2 separate regions of the Homo sapiens genome follow, and region 1 is linked to region 2. The links are chromatin loops, found by intact Hi-C in ENCODE. Cell type or tissue: psoas muscle. All regions are shown on one strand. Each heading gives the region's core, and the rest is flanking DNA. Links, peaks and the distances in the headings are about the cores only.

Region 1 (2,801 bases), core at 213-2,712, 130 kb before region 2:
CCTCGACCTCCTGGGCTCAAATAATCCTCCCACCTCAGCCTCCTAAGTAGCTGAGACTACAGGTACACACCACCATGCCCGGCTAATTTTTTTTCTTTTTGAGACAGAATCTTGCTGTCTTCCAGGCTAGAGTGCAGTGGCATGATCTCAGCTCACTGCAACCTCCACCTCCCAGGTTCCAGCAATTCTCCTGAATAGCTGGGATTACAGGTGCGCACCACCACGCCTGGCTAATTTTTTGCATTTTTAGTAGAGATGGGGTTTCATTATGTTGGCCAGCTGGTCTGGAACTCCTGACCTCAAGTGTTCCGCCCGCCTCGTCCTCCCAAAGTGCTGGGATTACAGGCGTGAGCCACCGCACCCAGCCTGATTTTTAAAAAAATTTTGTAGAGACAGGGTCTCGCTATGTTGCCCAGGCTGGTCTTGACCTCCTGGGCTCCAATGATCCTCCCACCTTAGCCTCCTGAGCAGCTGCGGTAACAGGCATGAGCCACCGCGCCCAGCTAAGATAAAGTTCTAGTGGCACACAGCCACACCCACGCATGGACATACTGTCTGCAGCAGCTTTGTGCCACAATGGCACAGCTCTAGACAGAACCCACAGTGCCACAAAGCTGAAGATATTGACGAGGTGGCCTTTATAGAATCAGTTTGTGGATGCCTGGTCTACAGTCTCCAGGACCCCTATGGCTGACCCCCCTCTCCAAACTGCCCCGATTGCCCACCCTTGGATGGGGGTGGCGTCACCTCTACCCCATCCCCATCTTTCCGTACCTGCTGTTTTGGTCACTTCAAATTCCTCAGTTTTCAGAGGGACATCACTTTCCCTTTCAAATGCGGCTTTAGACTGAAAAAGAATGAGTGGAAACTTTACCAGGGCCAGTTCAATGCTCATCATTAGGAAAACGATTGAGTTTGCTTTCCAGAGAAGCACAGACTAAAGCTTTCTACTTTTACTAGAGATGGAGAGGAGACTTTTTTGTTTTTGAGCCAGGACCTCACTCTACTGTCCAGGCTGGAATGCAGCAGTGCAATCATAGCTCACTGCAGCTTCAAAGTCCTGGACTCAAGTGATCCTCCTGCTGCGGCCTCCTGAGTAGGTGGGACTATGGGTGCATGCCAACACGCCTGGCTATTTTTTTTTTACTTTTGGTAGATATAGGGTCTTGCTATGTTGCCTAGGCTGGAATCAAATTCCTGGCCTCCAGCAATCCTCCTGCCTCAGCCTCCCAAATTGCTGGGATTACTGGCGTGAACCGCCGCGCCTGGCCTGGAGAAGTCTTTTCTGGCATATACAAGAGAAGCCAGCAGCAACAGGTTACCAAACCCCCGTGCCCCTGGCCTGGGGGCGTCTGTGTGCCAGGTTCCTGCAAGTTACACACCCTACCTCTGCAGGATTCGCTGTCCCCTCTCCTCCCTGTCCCCATGGAGCCCTCTTGTGGCAGGACATCTCACAGCTGCCCCAGTGCACAGAAGCCACACCCGGAGCCTGCCCCACTCCAAGATACTCACGTAGGCCATGGCGTACTCAATCTCAGCGCCCCGCACCTCTGCCTTGAACTGTGTGAAGTACAGATAGGACTTCCCCTGGGGCCTGCAGAGGAAGAGGGGGCGAGGGAGTCAGGCCAGGCCTGCTGGGTCTGGGTCTGTGTGCCCTGGAAGGAGCCCCGCCAGGGACTCGGGCTGGGGTCAGCAGGTCTCGTGCCTGCTTCTCAACATGGACGCCATTCCCGAGCACGAGCACCTGCTGACTGGGAAGGATGGATGGGGCCCTCTCAACAGCAGACCCTCTTTCTTTTGTGCCAGAATTTTTTTTTTTTTTTTTTTTTGGAGACGAGTCTCACTCTGTTGCCCAGGCTGGATGGCAATGGCACAATCTCACTCACTGCAGCCTCTGCCTCCTGGGTTTAAGTGATTCTCCTGCCTTAGCCTCCCTTGTAGCTGGGAGTACAGGCACCCGCGACCACATCTGACTAATTTTGGTATTTTTAGTAAAAACATGGTTTCACCATGTTGGCCAGCCTGGCCTGAACCCCTGACCTCAAGTGATCCACTCGCCTCAGCCTCCCAGAGGGCTGTGATTAGAGGTGTGAGCCACTGTGCCTGGCCCCTTTGTGCCAGAATGTTCTTCCAGCTCATTCATAGACACGCCTCTCTCCCCTGTGGGCTGGGAGCTGCTCTGGGACAGGACCCCATGTCCATTCACTGCACATGGCTTCTTGGTTGCTGACAGCAATCCAGGTACTACGACGGGGGCTGGGGCTGGGCAATGAGAGGCCAGTAAAGGCTTCTCAGAGGGCATTGACTAGGAAGTACAGGAGTTAACTTAAGAAGTGGGGAGGATCATCTGCCCAGGTCTCTAGAAGGCTGCTAACGGAGGCTTCTAAGGAACTGGAGTGGCAGAAGGTGTCGGAAGGTGACAGCAGGGGATGATGGCATCTCTGGTGTGAAGAGAGTGTGATGGGGATGGAGGGGCAGCAGGGGGGCCATTTCTGTGGAAGCCCTGGCTGGGGTTCTATGTGCATGGGTGGGGCGGGGGTATCCAGGGAGCCCTAGATTCTTCTTTAAGCCCTAGCACTGCCAACAGCCCTGGTCAGGGAGGGTCCAGTCACTGTCTGAGATGAGGAGGCCTGGGGTGGCAGGTCTCCGGGGCTGAGCATGCCCCTGGGGAGCTTTTGTGGGGGTTGGACAGGAGGATTCAGGCTCAAGGTGAGCCCAGCCACCATCCCAACTGCTCCAGACCTGCACCTGCCCAGATGCCCTCTGGGGAGCTGGCACTCAGGGGTCCATGCAGGGCAGTG
Region 2 (2,801 bases), core at 24-2,523:
TTGACCCCAGCAGCTGGGGGTTGCAGTGAGCCGAGATCTTGCCACGGCCCTCCAGCCTGGGCAACAGAGCAAGACTCTGTCTTAAGAAAAAAAAAAAAGAAAGAAAAGAAAAGAAAAGAAAAGAAAAAAGCAAAACGAGAAAACTACGCATTGGGTACAATGTACTCTACCTGAGTGACGGCTGCGCTAAAATCCCAGGCTTCACCACTACCAATCATCCATGTAACCAAAAACAACTTGTACCCCAAAAGCTATTGAAATTAAAAAAATTTTTTTTTGTTTTTTTGTTTTGAGACGGAGTCTCGCTCCGTTGCCCAGGCTGGAGTGCAGTGGCACAGTCTCGGCTCACTGCAAGCTCCGCCTCCCGGGTTCATGACATTCTCCTGCCTCAGCCTCCGGAGCAGCCGGGACTACAGGCGCCCGCCACCGCGCCCGGCTATTTCTTTTTTTGTATTTTTAGTAGAGATGAAGTTTCACCGTGTTAGCCAGGATGGTCTCGATCTCCTGACCTCGTGATCCGCCCGCCTCGGCCTGCCAAAGTGCTGCGATTACAGGCGTGAGCCACCGCGCGCAGCCTTAAATGTTTTTTTAAGGGTCCGTTTTGTTTTATTTTGCTCCCTGGTCTAGCTCAGCTCCGGAATCGGTGCAGACACGCAATATCCTCTCAGTAGATATTTATGGAATAAATAAATCTGTCTCATCTTTGGCATTGCTATGATGGGGTCTATTTTGTCTTTTTCTCTATTTATCCCCATGTTTAAAATATTTTTTTATTAGAAAAAAAAACGGAAGTCACCTTAGGATGAAAGCGCCTCCCCTCCCAACCCCCCAGTGGGGTTTGGCATGTCTCTCGCTGTCCCCATCACCTCCCTGGCCCGTGCAGGTGGCCTGGCCGTGGTTCTGCACGGGCCGCCGCGTTTAGGCGGCACTGCAGCTAATGACACCCCGCAGCGTGTGCCTGGCTGGCCGCCCGAGATGTGCCTGCGCATGGCATGGGGACGTTTGCAAGCCTGGATCCTGGCGCGGGGGCAGGTAGCGGGAGAACAGGCACGCAGATGGCAGAGGGGCTGGGGCGGGGACGCTCGCCTGGCGTGGGCCACAGTCACGACCCAATCGTAGCCCCCACTGTGTCTCTTCATAGTTGCATCCTTGGAAACCGGCGGGGCTGCAGGAAAAAAATTAAAAATCAGATGAAAGAAAATAAAGCAGTGGAGACCTCCAGAAGGTGCCCGCCCCACAGAATAGTAGTCAGAGTGGTGCTGTGGTTACAATGTGCTTCCTGGGGTGATGACTTTATTCATTCCACAGATATTTATTATTATTATTATTATTATTATTATTATTGTTATTATTTGAAATGGAGTTTTGCTCCTGTTGCCCAGACTGGAGTGCAATGGCGCGATCTCGGCCCACCACAACCTCTCCCTCCCGGGTTCAAGCGATTCTTGTGCCTCAGCCTCCCGAGTAGCTGGGATTACAGGCATGCGCTGTCACGCCTGGTTAATTTTTGTATTTTTAGTAGAGACGAGGTTTCTCCATGTTGGTCAGGCTGGTCTCGAACTCCTGACCTCAGGTGATCCGCCCATTTCAGCCTCCCAAATTGCTGGGATTACAGACGTGAGCCACCGCGCCCAGCTTCCACGGATATTTATTGAGCACCTACTCTGTTCTAGAAACAGGAATGCAGCAGTGAACACGACAGAGAAGAGTCCCTGAACAAACATTCTAAATTTGTTAATTATACAGCAGGGTAGGTTGGAAAGTGATGTATGCTACGGGGGGAAAAATAGGCTGAAAGGATCGTCGTTCCACCTCGGCCTCCCAAAATAGTGGGATTATAGGTGTGAGCCACAGTGCTCAGTCTTAATTTTCAATATTGGCCATGATTAACAACTGGTAGGAAAAAAAAATCCTGAAAATATAACGATCAGCTCTTGTGAGTCAGTATACACCAACATCTGCACACTCTGGAGGGGTAAATTCTGTTTTGTTTGTTTGTTTTGTTTTGTTTTGTTTTGTTGAGACGGAGTCTCTCTGTCGCCCAGGCTGGAGTTCAGTGGCATGATCTTGGCTCACTGCAACTTCCCAGGGAGTTGGAAGGAGGGAGGAGGTTGGAGGGAGGAGGTTAGAGGGAGGAGGTTGGAGGGAGAGAGGAGGTTGGAGGGAGGAGGTTGGAGGGAGGAGGTTGGAGGGAGGGAGTAGGTTGGAGGGAGGGAGGAGGTTGGAGGGAGGGAGGAGGTTGGAGGGAGGAGGTTGGAGGGAGGAGGTTGGAGGGAGGGAGGAGGTTGGAGGGAGGGACGAGGTTGGAGGGAGGGAGGAGGTTGGAGGGAGGAGGTTGGAGGGAGGGAGGAGATTGGAGGCAGGAGGTTGGAGGGAGGAGCTTGGAGGGAGGGAGGAGGTTGGAGGGAGGAGGTTGGAGGCAGGAGGTTTGCTGATTTTTAGCATTTGCCCATTTCCTGTGGTGTAAATATTCAAGCCAAGAATGATTTCCAGCTACCACCAAGGAGCCATAGAACAGGGTATGGGGGCTGGGCGCGGTGGCTCACACCTGTAATCCCAGCACTTCGGGAGGCTGAGGCGGGTGGATCACAAGGTCAAGAGATAAAGACCATCCTGGCCAACATGATGAAATCCCACGTCTACTAAAAATACAAAAATTAACTGGGCGTGGTGGTGTGCGCCTGTAGTCCCAGTTACTTGAGAGGCTGAGGCAGGAGAATCATTTGAACCCGGGAGGCGGAGGTTGCAGTGAGCCGAGATCACATCCCCGCACTCCAGCCTGGTAACACAGCAAGACCCCG

What was found. A loop is a pair of places that touch in the nucleus more often than their neighbours do. Peaks named below come from ENCODE experiments on the same cell type or tissue, not always from the same donor. Only the 100,000 strongest peaks of a DNase experiment are listed, where the experiment ranks them.
Region 1: it touches region 2 in a loop (2.8-fold over the local background); 10 of 110 quality-filtered maps call a loop at or near these places.

Annotation. Positions count from the first base shown.
Region 1 is chr19:4,659,157-4,661,957 of GRCh38, forward strand. MYDGF (myeloid derived growth factor) reads right to left here. Exons shown (of 6, transcript NM_019107.4): 4 at 1,513-1,594; 5 at 775-847. Among named protein-coding and RNA genes, the nearest start is that of MYDGF, 9.8 kb to the right of the region's middle. RefSeq lists enhancers at 1,513-2,012, 2,314-2,801. In psoas muscle, for the core only: a CTCF peak has its summit at 1,419 (motif pointing left); a DNase peak (open chromatin) is centred at 1,444.
Region 2 is chr19:4,784,363-4,787,163 of GRCh38, forward strand. LOC124904620 (a long non-coding RNA gene) reads right to left here. Exons shown (of 2, transcript XR_007067103.1): 2 at 703-1,165. Among named protein-coding and RNA genes, the nearest start is that of FEM1A, 6.0 kb to the right of the region's middle. In psoas muscle, for the core only: no CTCF peak of the experiment used is centred there; a DNase peak (open chromatin) is centred at 969; H3K4me3 peaks cover 1,052 bases; H3K27ac peaks cover 489 bases.